2 separate regions of the Homo sapiens genome follow, and region 1 is linked to region 2. A link is an interaction called in ENCODE POLR2A ChIA-PET data of the cell type or tissue named here. Cell type or tissue: MCF 10A. All regions are shown on one strand. Links, peaks and the distances in the headings refer to the core of each region. The heading gives the core; the rest is flanking DNA.

Region 1 (6,965 bases), core at 1,663-4,162, 360 kb before region 2:
TAGGGAGTGAAGCTGCAGACCTCTGCAGTGAGTGTTACAGCTCTTAAAGGCAGTGCATCCAGAGTTGTTTATTCCTTCTGGTGGGTTCATGGTCTCACTGACCTCAGGAATGAAGCAGCAGACCCTCGTGGTAAGTGTTACAGCTCATAAAGCTAGTGTGGACCCAAAGAGCGAGCAGCAGCAAGATTTATTGTGAAGAGTGAAAGAACAAAGCTTCCACAGAGTGGAAGAGGACCCTAGTGGTTTGCCGCTGTTGGCTCAGGTGGCTAGCTTTTATTCCCTTATTTGGCCCTGCCCACATCCTGCTGATTGGTCCATTTTACAGAGCGCTGATTAGTCCATTTTACAGACTGCTGATTGGTCCATTTTACAGAGTGCTGATTGGTGCGTTTACAATCTTTAGCTAGACACAGAGTGCTGATTGGTGCATTTTTACAGGGTGCTGACTGGTGACAGAGAAAGTGCTTAGTTAATAGTATTCATTCACAAGATATATTGCAAATCACAACGCACAGTATAGATAAAAACAACTTACATTATACAAGAATGCTGATATAAATGTGTTAACCCCACAGAGACATTAATTTATTGTCAGACCATGTGCCAATATTTTGTTTGGAAATACAGAGAAGTAGGGAAGAGAGGTGAATGTAGATAAGAGGGCATTATGAAAACGCTATGGTGTTAGGAACTAATTAATCTGTATCTTGACTATACCATCATCAATATCGTGGTTATGATACTGCATTAGAGATTTATATTATGTGCAGGTGGTCTCTGCATGATCTTATAATAGAAAATATATCTACAATTATCTCAAGGTAAAACAAGTTTAATTAAAAATATGTGAATCATGTGCATGTGAGGCAACTTAGATATTTACGAATGTGTCTTACTCCAGTGATGACCAACAGGAGCAGAACAACTTAAATCAGGCAAGAAAATACCTTCTTTGAGGAGTGGCTGATGCTGCTACTCTTGCTGTGTAGGGGATTTTAGATAGAAAAATTAGAAGAGAGCTTTTAATAGTAGTGGTCATTGCATGGGAAATTGATTAAATCTCTTACTGATAATGTCTCTCTTCCAAACCACAGGTTTTAAATATGTCATTAAAGGGAAAGACAATGCTATTCATTCTATGATCTAATGGTGTTAATTAGCCAGTTCCACACTCCTATAAAGAACTGCCCAAGACTGGGTAATTATAAAGAAAAGAGGTTTAATTGACTCACAGTTCTGCATGGCTGAGGAGGACCCAGAAAATTTACAATCATGGTACCTCTTTACAGGGAAGCAGAAGGAGGAATGAGAACCAAGCAGTGGGGGAAGCCACTTATAAAACCATCAGATCTCATGAGAACTCAGTCACTATCATGAGAACAGCACAAGAAAAACCCACCCCCATGATTCAATTACCTCTCACCAGGTTCCCTCCTTGGCACTTGGGGAATATAGGGGCCACAATTCAAGATGAGATTTGGGTGGGGACACAGCCAAACCATACCATTCTGCCCCTGCTCCTTCCCAAATCTCATGTCTTCATAATTCAATACACAATCATACCCTTCCAACAGTCCCTCAAATTCTTGACTCATTCCAACATTAACTTGAAAGTCCAAATCCAAAGTCTCATCTGAGACAAGGCAAGTCCCTTCCACCGAGGAGCCTGTAAAATCAATAGAAAGTTAGTTATTTCCTAGACACAATGGAGGTACAGGCATGGGTAACTACAGCCATTCCAAATGGGAGAAATTGGCCAAAACAAAGAGGCCACAGGCCCCAGGCAAGTCCGAAATCCAATAAGGCAGTCATTAAAACTTAAAGTTCCAAAATGAACTCCTTTGACTCCGTATCTCACATCCAGGTCAAACTGATTCAAGAGATGGTCTCCCATGGCCTTGGGCAGCTCTGCCTCAGTGGTTATACAGGGTGCAGCCCCCCTCCTGGCTGCTTTCATGGGCTGGCATTGAGGGCCTGTGGCTTTTCTAGGCACATGGTGCAAGCTGTCAGTGGATCTACCATTCTGTGGTCTGGAGGATGGAGGTCCTCTTCTCACAGATTCCCACTAGCCAGTGTCCCAGTGGGGGCTCTGTGTGGGGGCTCTGACCAGCCCCAAAATTCTCTTCTGCCCTGCCCTAGTGGAGATTCTCCATGAGGGCTCCACTCCTACTGCAAACTTCTGCCTGTATATCCAGGAATTTCCATACGTCCTCTGAAATCTAGGTGGAGGTTCTCAAACCTCAATTCTTTACTTCTGTGCACTTACTGGCCGAACACCATATGTAAGCTGTCAAGGTTTGGGGCTTGCACCCTCTGAAGCAACAGCCTGAGCTGTTGGCCCCTTTTAGCCATGGCTGGGACACAGGGCACTATGTCCCCAGGAGAGGACAGAGGAGTGAGGCCCTGGGCCTGGCAAACAAAACCATTTTTCTCTCCTAGGCCTCTGGGCCTGTGATAGGAGGGGCTACTGTGAAGACCTCTGACATAGCCTGGAGACATTGTCCCCATTTTCTCAGTGATTAACATTTGACTCCTCATTATTTAGGCAAATTTCTACAGCCTTCTTGAATTTCTTCTGAGAAAATGGGTTTTTTCTTTTCTATCACACTGTCAGGCTGCAAAACTTCCAAACTTTTATGCTCTGCTTTCTCTTCCACTTTGCTACTTAGAAATTTCTTCTACCAGATACCCTAAATCATCTCTCTCAAATTTGAAGTTTCAAAGATCTCTAGGGCAGGGTCAAAATGCCACCAGTCTCTATGCTAAAGCATAGCAAGAGTCACTTTTGCTCCAGTACTCAAGAAGTTTCTCATCTCCATCTGAGGCCACCTCAGCCTAGACTTCTTTGTCCATGTCACTGTCACCATTTTGGTCAAACCATTCAATAAGTCTCCAGGAAGTTCCAAACTTTCCCACATCTTCTGAGCCCTGCAACTCTCTAGGAAATTCCAAACTTTTCCAATTTTTTTTTGTCCTTTTCTGATCCCTCCAAACTGTTCCGACCTTGACCTATTACCTAGTTTCAAAGTTGTTTCCACATTTTCATGTATCTTTAGAGTATCACCCCACGTTGTGTGGTACCAATTCACTGTATTAGTCCCTTCTCACACTGCTGTAAAGAACTGCCCAAGACTGTGTAATGTATAAAGAAAAGAGGTTTATTTGACTCACAGTTCCACATGGCTAGGGAGGCCTCAGGAAACCTACAATCATAGTGGAAGGCACCTCTTCACAGTGCAGCAGGAGAGAGAAGGAGAGCTGAGTGAAGGGGAAAGCCCCTTATAAAACTATCAAATCTTCTGAGAACTCACTATTATGAGAACAGCACAGGAAACACCCGACTCCATGATTCAATTACCTCCCACCAGCTTCCTCCCACAACACATGGGGAATATGGGGGCTACAATTCAAGATAAGATTTGGGTGGGGACACAGCCAAACCATATCAAATGTTCATATATAAAAAGTTAAGTATTAATAAATTAGGAAATATTCTCAGTGTAACTGCCCAATAGGTTCTTCTTGCCTGCTGCCCAGATAGATCTGATGTATCGAAACAGGGAAATTGCAATACAGAAAGAGTTTAATTCATGCAGAGCCAGCTAAATGGAAGACCAGAGTGTTATTATTACTCAAATCAGCCTGAGAATTTGGGGGCTAGAGTTTTTCAAAGACAGTTTGAGGGAAGTGGTGGAGCTTGCTAGGCAATGGGTGCTTGCTGCTGATTGGTTGGGGTTGCAATCATAGGGATGTGGAAATGGTTCTCATGCTGCTGAACTTTTTCTTGATTAGGCAAGAGGAGAAGTTGGTGGGTCTACATGGAACCATTGGTGAGTGGGTCAGGTGGAGCCACTGGTTATCAGACATGCAAAAACCCTGAAAATATATCTTAAAAGGCCACTCTTAGGTTCTATAATAGTGATGTTATCTGCAGGAGTAATTGAGGAAGTTGCATATCTGGTGACCTCTGGAATGATCACTGTCAATCCTTTACATCTACACCTTAGCAGAATTCAGGCTCCTTTCATTCTCCTACACTGGTGGCCTTTCATTAAATTTACAAAGGTGGTCGAATATTAGGGAAGGGCTATCATCATTTAAACTATAAACTAAATGTCTCTCAAAGTTCGCTTGGCCCAATCCCAGCAATAATTAAGGACAGCTTGAAGGCTAAAGGCAAGATGAGGGCTGGCTAGATCAGATCTCCCTGACTGCCTTAGTTTTTGCATGGTTTTAATTTATGCAAAGGCAGTTTCATAATCACAGAATGGATGCTTAAAAATAATTGGGCTTCATATTTATTAAAATGGAATGAAACATATGCTTAAATGTGTATAAATACACACACACACACTCCCAAGTGTGTGGACAGAGAAGAAGAAATTCTTGTAATTGAAAACATTGAGGAAAGAGGACATAGACATTTTGAAAAGAACCAACGTTTAATAAGGAAGAACTTAGCACATAAAACAAGATTGGTAGTCAGACAACAAACATTCATAGGGTGCTAGGTAGGTCCCCTGGAGTTTTCGAAAAGGGGGATATTCATGGAAAACAAACAATTTTAAGAAGAGCCATTGTGTTATTTTTGTTGCTGTTTGTTTAAGATCATCTATGCAAGAATACTTGGAGGTTGATAAGAGAGAACTCATGGATACAGTCTAGGGGATGTATTATACAGTTGGCAAGACATGATGGTAGCTTTAATAAGAAGGGTGGAAAGGATAGAAGACTGACAGATTTGAATTAGAAAGTATTGAATATGGGGTGGGGGGAAAATATAGCCAGATGTATGGCTAACAAGGCAGGTAGATTTATCATTTATTAATATAGAAAAATTGGAGAAAAGTCAAATATGGAAGATGGGGTGGTTTGGAAATAGGTTTAAATTAGTTAGATTTATAACTAATATAAATGTGGTAAATGTTAAAATAATAAATTTAAAGTTGCCAGTCAAATACCTGAATTTAATTATAAGGAAGAAAGTTGGATATAGAAGTTTAGAAGTCAGAGATAAGGACTGGGCTTGACTTATGCATTTGAGTGGCACACACAAGTAAAATATGTATAAAGCCATTGAAGTTGATGAGATCATTAGGAAGATGGTGGAGAGTCAGTATAGAAGAGGGTCCATAACTGATACATAGGGAGCTCCCATGTCTAGAAGTCAGGCCAAAGAGAAAGAACTGCAAAACAGAAGGAGCAGCCAAATTTATAGGAAGAAAACCAGGGGAGTGTGGTGTCATGAAACTACTTATGCTCCTTACTGGTAAAGTAGGGTGAATGAAACATGTTCATCAGTTACTTTAGCAAGAGTAGTTTTGGTGGAACATAAGGTACAAGCCAGAAGAGAGTATGATAAAGAATAATTAAAAAAAGGCCACCAGGCACCCAGAACTGGAATGTATTTTTTCTTCCATCACTGTGACCTGCTGTAGACATCTAGGAACACTTCCATCCTTGTTACAAACACCATGCCTCAAATTTACTATTCATGCAAAGTAATCAATTCTTCAGAACATGACAAATGTGCCCTCATTCCCTGTTTAGATGCAATCTTTTGCTGTAGGCTATAAATGGTAAGAAAAAGATAAAATATAGATTTGATAGGAAGAAACAAAAAAGGTTCACTGTTTGCAGAAGGTATAATTGTTTACTCAACAAAGAGAATATATGGAAAAATTATTTCTTAAATTAAGAAGTTTAAAATACTCTGCAGCTTTAGTCAAAGAAAGAAATGAAAAACCAAGTAAGACTTAAAGGGTTGTGTGAACTGGAGTGATTTATAAACACATTAAGTAAAACAAAACAAATAATAAGTTTGTAAAAGAGTATCAATAATATGCTACCATTCAAGTGAGCAAAAACGAAGTGTAAGTAAACATACATTTATCTGTATTTTGTGTAAAAGGAAACTTACGGATGATAACGAACCGGTGAGATGGGTTACATGGGAAGAGAGGGTAGGAATAGAGTCGAACTGGGAGGAGATAGGAAGTAGAGAGGATTGATTATTTTAACTATTAAAAAACACATTTTAAAAATAATTTTGACTTTAGGAACATGGAAGTTTTGCTACAAACACAAACACCCACATAGCAAAGATAATAAACTACTAAAAATAGAATACAAAAAAAGCAAATATATGTAAGTAAAATTATAATCAATAAAGTGGCCATATTTAATTAGTGAGAAATATTCTTGAACATAATATTTGGACTTCATATTATCATGCTGAAGAAAAAGAACTATACACAAATGTGAACTGTGGCTAGTGAGTTCATTTTCCAAGATTTTATGGGTTGGCAATTCAGAATGAATATTATTTGTGTGTTATAAGATTAATAAAACAAGTACATTGCAGAAAAGAGATAGGTTTAGCACAGGTGGAAAATGTGGTTACTATAGAGAAAAGGGAAATGTTAGAATGAACCTTAAAATATTGGTCTGGAATTACAGATCTAATTATCAACTCATGTTTTTGTTCAAGAAGGGATAAATAGAAGAGAGAAAGAGAATGAGAGAGAATACACACACCAGCACACATACACACACATCTCTATAATAGTAGGGTACAACTCTGACTGCTGATTGCCTGGAATCCAAGATATTTCAGTAGCAATGAGTAAGCATAGAGCATTCAGACTGTAATTTCAAAATGTCATTCTTCATTTAAAGGAATCAAAGATTATTGGATAAACAACTAATTCCAGGGCGGGGACAAGGGCATTACAAGTTGACCTGGAAAATGATATTGCAACAGAAAATAAGAAAATGGGCATATAATAATGTCATCAGGTCAGGAGGAAACACACCTAGACAAATATGAAATAATCAGATTATCAACTAAAAAAATAAAATAAATTATAATCCTTGGGATACTCCACTAATTCACAGGGCCATACAGATATAAATAAATAATTGAATACAACATATCAGAGAAAAACTGGATTTTTGTTATAGTA
Region 2 (6,965 bases), core at 1,585-4,084:
GTAATTTTCTTTCCTTAAATTGTGTGTGTTACTAATCACCAGTTCACTCCACAGACCTCCATATTTTTTCTTTTGTTAACGAAATGGCTTATTACAGAGGCCACACACTTTACTAAAGTATGCCTTTTTAATACCCTTTATTTCAGGCAACCACAGTGATAATGTAAGTACCCAAGTGCCTAAGACATCAACACATGGTAATGACTACCAGTAGCCATATACCAGTGTTAACAAAATTCTGGCTGTTTTCAAAATCATCCATCTCTGAAATAAAAAACCCAGATTTTTTATTTCTTGTGTATCTGTAGCTTGCAACAGCACTGTACAATGACTCCGTCAGGCAGATCTGTCAGTACTGAAAAGACAATTCACTCTAGCTAATTTTAAGGAGACATAATTGCTATTATAAATTAAGTTATTAATCTAATATTAGGAGATCTGGGAGACAGGAATACATACTAAATTAAATATTCAGGAAACTCTTCCATTGCCACACTACAGAATGAAGCTATCAAATAGAGGAGCCTACTTTGTGTAAGAAACTGTGAAATATAAAAGCTGCCTGTTGAGATAAGAAGATGTCATCACTGCTTCTGGTCCCAGAGTCACATCCACCATGACCTGATTCATATCAGCAAAACTGATGCATTTTGCCTTCCTCATTGTCTCCATGACTCAATTGCAAATTCAAGTCATGTACCAGTGAAACTGCTTAACAGAATATAAATCATATCTAGAATCCTAGTATACTGGAAGACAGTTAGAGGGAATCTTGAGCAAACCAATCTAAATTATCTGCTTCATCTGATCGCTTCAGAAAAAAAAAAGAGAGAAAAAAGCATATTGAGTCAGTTTACAGGTAATTCAGCTGGATATGTCAGCACGGTGTCAAAGTAAGCTTCTCTGTCATTACAGCCTTACCAAGCACTGGCACTAAAGAATACTAGAGCAGGGAAATTCTCACAGTAAGTAGAACTAGAAATTCTCTACCTTATTTGCTTTATGCCTAAAAGAATAATTGCTCTGAGGTCAATATCTGTACCAGTTCCTATCATGTATCTGATGGTCAGGACTTAGGTCAGAAATTTGGAATGGCAGAAGCTGAAAAACTGGAATTAAAAGGCTGAGCTGTACATACTGGGCCACAAAGCTGCATATGTACATAATTTACGTTAATGCTTTTCAAATGGTGTTAGGATACTATATAAAAGATACGTGACTGTGTTTTACTGCTGCTACTGTAGCTCCAATCTTATATCTTAATATTCTCCCAGGAGTGATTTACTGCTTCCAAAGTTGGGAAATCATTTTTTAAATGCTTATACCTCTTGACAGAAACCATATTTACCTTAATATAATGTTTCAGATGTCAAAACACTGGGAGGGAGAGGAGTGGTGCATGGCATTTACTAATAAAATAACTTACATGGTAGGGTGAACATTCACTGTAGGCCAGACATTGTCCTAAGTGCTTCACATATTTTACTTATCTAATATACACAGCATTCTGTTAATATTCTGTTCTGCCCAGCCTGAAAAGGCAGGATGGATACTCCTACATCGAAAATTCAGTTCAGATGTTGTGACTGATGTTGCTACATGCTCACACCAGGAGGATAGGAAAAGGTTTTCTGCAAATATAATTGAGTCTGAAGGAACACGAAGGTCTCTCAAAATGTCTTGAAACTGCAAAGAAGGAAGAATGGCTTAAGATTATTTTATGAATAGGGGTGCGACTGGGGGTAAGAGCTCCTCTGCATGGGCAGGGGCTTAGATGATGTGATTCTTTCATCAGCAGCAAAGGACGGAGAACCTAGACTTTCTCATCAGCTTGTGCATGTGTGGGGAACAAGGAAAAGAAGGTGGTGCAAAATTAAAAACTGATAGCAGTCAACTATGAAAACATGGTTACAGATTCTTTATTATGCTTCATCCTTGCTTTTTGACTGCTGACTGTAACATGCCATGTTGCATTTAATTGAATTTGGATATGTTTAAATCAGCCAATACGATGCTCTATGATGCCTGCATCCTGAGGCGAGTAAGGAAGGTGAAAGTTCCCACTGAATGCCTGATTAAGATCTCAGCATTGTGTCTTTCGATAAGTGAAATGAGTGCCTTGGTCACATCAATAATATTTAGAACTCTGAAATAGACAAATGTGTTTTGGTGAGATCTCGTATTTTGGCTTTAGTATATGTAGCCTATGTAGAGATGTTTGTTATATTGATTTATATTTTGGGTTTCTATAAGGCAGGAGATTGCCAGAATTCTTCTCCTTAATGGAGGTAACTTTTATTCAGTGGCTCGAGAATCTGTAAAAATGTTCAGGTGGGGCTAATTGTTAGCCAGGGCGTCTAGCGCTGACAGCTGCCTGAGGTTTGGCCAATTGTGTCATTTGGGTCTGGTCTTTGATCAGAAAATTCTCATTTATGGGATGAAAAGCAGAAGGAATGAAAAGCAGCCACTCTGCACTGAGTTCTATCACATTCATGGGTTCAATACGATCCACAAAGTGTAAGAACTCATTCAAGTAATCTCAAGAAACTCCCCAGGTAGCCATGAGGTGTGGCAAAAGCTTACTCCTTCAACACCATGGAATCTGACAAAATACTAAACTGAGGGGAGGCCAACCACTTCCCATAAAAGGGATATACCGGAAGGTACAGGTTTGGTCCATCTGGTATCAAGGAGGCCTTGGCGGCCATGCAGAATGTGTGAGTCATTGCTTCCATGACCCGAGGCACACAGAACAGCAGGGTAGGGAGACTCACAAGTTCAGGGACTGTGAGAGCTTCTTTTTCCAGGAGAACATAGTGTGCAGCCAGCAACCGCCTCTCTAAGAGCATATATCATGGGAAAAGAAAGATAATGTTGGGTGGGGCAGGGGGAGGATTCCTCGCACATGGGAGGGTTAAGGGAGACAACTGGAAGATATTCAAAAAAAGCAAAGGGAAGGAAAAATGATTACAGAAAAACAAACAAAACAGGGATAGAAGGATCAATGGTATGAAAAGGATAGAATGATGTACCAAAGTTTTTTTTTAAAAAAGAGGGTCATTTAGTACAGGAATGTCCTGAAAGATAATGTTCAACATGAGTAGAAATAATTTTATTAGAAGTGGTAGATGTGGAAATAGGTTTTGATTTGAGGTATAAATGTTGAATAAGCAATTTAAGAATAAAAAGATAAAAATCAAATTATATTTAAGAAGGACATGGATTTCAGTAAAGATTCCTTGTATTTTTTTCTTTTTGGGGTGTATATATTTTAAAATAAGTTTTATTGTGTATATTTAAGGTATACAACATGATGTTATGATACATTTTTTATTACTTACAAAAATTAAAAAAATTAATGTTTGCTTTAGACATATAGAAAATACAAATTAGAAATTATTATGAATTCTATTCTCAAACTTAAACACTGCTAACAATTTGTATATATCTTTCCTGAAATACATTCTCATTTATGGAATCCTATTACATATACTGCTCTGAAAACAGATACTTCTGACAAGCTATGAGGGCCAGTAGATACTAATACATTATCATTTCAACATACTTTTATTTTGTTAGACTTACAAAATATATATATTTTTTAATTTCTCCTTCCTGTGTTTTTGTGATAATAATTATTTATATATCAAACCTATTAGCCTATTTTCCCCATTATTCACTTAGAAAAAAATTAACAGAGTGCATATACACCCACATATGCTGAGGTGATAATTTTTTTTTCACTGCAAGGAGCTGTGAATGCTTATAAACTGAAAATAAAGATCCAGAAATGAAAATTACTCTTGGTAGAAGCAATAAAATACATGCAGTTAGGTCTCTGAGGGAACAGGTGAAATTCTGATTCATGAAATAAAGGAAAAGACTAGGCTTAGATAGAAAGAGGATATTATTTTACTGAAAGGTGAGAAACAGAAGAAAAATGTAAGTGGTTACATGTGCATACAAAAACTTGAGAGGATACTTGAAAACAATATTCTCTGCAAATAGCAGTTACATAGTTAGGATAGATATCTGAGGAAAAGTGAAATTTTATTGTTGGTAGACAGGAAAAAGGTAGGAAGAAACAAGAAAACTGGCAATTAAAATGAAACGAGAAGTCATGGGATAAGATGCACTTGAAGCTTCACAAACCCACAAAACGAAACGTTGCTTTTGATTTTTCAAAGTGTTTCGAGGACCTAGATTTAGGAACATTGATACAGTTTATAGGTGAAGGAGCACAACACAATTTTTCTCTTTGGAGTATAGTCTGGAGAACAGTTGATGTGATATAAATGTAGTCAAGGCCAGAAAAAGGAGAAAATGAAAAAAAGAAGATTATAGGATTGGGAGAATGAAGGAAAGACAGAATTTAAAAGTGGGATGCTTTCATCCATAAATATAGAAAAATAAGTATGCAGCAGAAAGGAATTTTATGGCCTTCCAGACGCTGGGTAAATTAATATGTCGTGGAGCTTATAAAAAAAAGGAAATAATCACAGATCAAAATATTTGGTTTAAATGTTGAGCAACACTCTGTTTCAGCAACCGTAAAAACTAAATTTTAAAAATCAGATGTGTAAAAACATGTAAGAGTCAAGGAAACAATAAAGACAAGATGAGCAAGAATTCCAGAGAAGGAAGGTTTCTTTCTAGGTGAGCTGGCAATCACCAGGTATTTTGTTCCTAGGAGTACTGCAGAATCTAGTCATGAGCTGATCTGGTGCGCCCAGACAGACTCCACTTGAAAGGGAGAGAAACCAGTAGAGCTTGTGGTAATCACTCGGAGCTAGCTGCCATTTGAACATGGAAACCACGAGGCCAAACTCATAATCATATTTTCCTTTGCCCAAAACACAACCCTTATTTTAGGCTGTGGGTGAAGTGTTTGGTTAGAAGCTAAAAGATGAAGTTTTCTGCAGTCTCATAGTGCTTGGCAAGCAAAGGCCCCACAGAGGGAGGGATTCTGCCACAAGCACATGGCTAGTCTTCCTGTCCAGGCACTTGCCAGAGTTTGAAGCTGCCTGAAACAGGAAATTAAGAGCTAAACTCAAAAATTCCAAAGGGAACAACTAAATCTCTTTCATTCTTCCCGGGATGAACAGCCACAGCACCACACACTGCTGAATCCAATGTCCAGGACACCTTCACTTAAGGGACAGAAGTGAATCCCCCTCTGACCAAGGTTAGTGTTAACGTAATCAGCAAAACAAATGATATTTAGTACAATTAATCTTATTGTAAAATGCAAGTAATAAAACCAACCTCATTAACTTTTGTAAAAATTAAATGAGAAAAATATTGTGTGTGTGTATATATATATATACACACATGTATACATATACATGTATCTGTAAGCATATATATGTTTAAATAGAAGGATAGTTCTTATCAGGAGAGCTCTGCCTCCTAACCTAAATACCTCTAAAGGCCCAACCTCCTAACACCATCATATTGGGAATTAGGTTTAAACATATAAATTTGGGGGAAGCACAAAGATTCAGACGATGACACAGACTGACCTAACAAAAGCACAGCGAGGTTTCCAAAGATGAGTATTGAAGAACCTGGACAATGTAAGATTCACACTTCATTCTAAAGAAAGACTCTTTCAATGAATTATATCCAAATAAATATCTTCGAATTCCTTAGAAATTAATAGGACACTGGGCGCAGTGGCTCACACCTGTAATCCCAGCACTTTGGGAAGCCGAGGCAGGTGGATCCCTTGAGGTCAGGAGTTCCAGACCAGCCTGTCCAATGTAATGAAACCCCGTCTCTACTAAAAATATAAAAATTAGCTGGGCGGATGTGTTGTGCACCTGTAATCCCAGCTACTAGGGAGGCGGAGTCAGGAGAATCATGTGAACCCAAGAGACAGAGGTTGCAGTGAGCTGAGATCACGCCCCTGCACTCCAGCTTGGGCGACAGAACAAGACTCTGTCACAAATAAATAAATAAATAAAGTTTGTTTTAAATGTGTGTAGCAAAATGTACAGGCATACCTCCTTTCATTTCACTTTGCTTTATTGCACTTCACATATTTTGAATTATTTACCGGTTGAAGATCTGTGGCAACCCTGCTTCCAGCAAGTCTATCAGTGCCATTTTTCTAACGTGTTTACTTTGTGTTAATATGTTTACTTTGTGTTTCTATTACACATTTTGGTAATCTGAGCAATATTTCCAACGTTTTTGTTATTATTACATCTGCTATACTGATTTGTAATTAGTGCTCTTTGACATTACTATTGCAGTTGTTCTGCATGCCATATCCATGCCCATATAGGATGACAAGCTTAATTGATAACTGCTGTATGTGTTCTGACTGCTTCAGAGAATGATCATTGCCCCACCTCTCTACTTCCCTCTCTACTTCTTCACAGGCCACCTATTTTATTCCTAAAGACACAGCAGTATTGGAATGAGGACAGTTAATAACCCTACAATGGCCTCTAAATGCTCAAGGGACAGAAAGAGTTGCATATCTCTAACTCTAAATAAAAAATTAGAAATAATTAAGATTAGTCAGAAAGACATGTAGAACGCCAAGATAGGCCACGAGCTAGACCTCTTGTGACAAAAAGTGAGCCAAGTCTTCAATGCAAAGGAAAAGTTCTTGAAGGAAAGTATAAGTGCTACTTCAGTGAACCCAAGAGTGATAAGAAAGTGAAATGGCCTTATTACTGTATAGAGAAAGTTTTAGTGGTCTGGATAGATTAAATCAGCCCCAGCACTATCTTTAGCTAAAGACTAATACAGAAAAAGACCCTAACTCTCTGCCATTCTCTGAAGGCTGAGAGAGGTGAGGAAGCTGCAGAGGAAAATTTAAAGCTAGTGGAAGTTGGTTCATGAAGCTTTAGGGGGAAAAACAAAAAACTGCCTCTGCTAACATAAGAGTGCAAGGTGAAGCAGCAAGTGCTAATGTAGAAGCTACAGCAAGTTATCCAGAATACCTAGCTAAT

What was found. Peaks named below come from ENCODE experiments on the same cell type or tissue, not always from the same donor. Only the 100,000 strongest peaks of a DNase experiment are listed, where the experiment ranks them.
Region 1: POLR2A ChIA-PET joins it to region 2 with 5 read pairs; 2 of 35 experiments call an interaction of 5 or more read pairs at or near these places.

Annotation. Positions count from the first base shown.
Region 1 is chr13:85,452,993-85,459,957 of GRCh38, reverse strand. All of the region lies in intron 1 of LINC00351 (long intergenic non-protein coding RNA 351), which reads right to left. Among named protein-coding and RNA genes, the nearest start is that of LINC00351, 93 kb to the right of the region's middle. In MCF 10A, for the core only: no CTCF peak of the experiment used is centred there; no DNase peak of the experiment used is centred there.
Region 2 is chr13:85,089,792-85,096,756 of GRCh38, reverse strand. The region is part of intron 1 of LINC00375 (long intergenic non-protein coding RNA 375); the gene reads left to right. Among named protein-coding and RNA genes, the nearest start is that of LINC00375, 55 kb to the left of the region's middle. In MCF 10A, for the core only: no CTCF peak of the experiment used is centred there; a DNase peak (open chromatin) is centred at 2,746.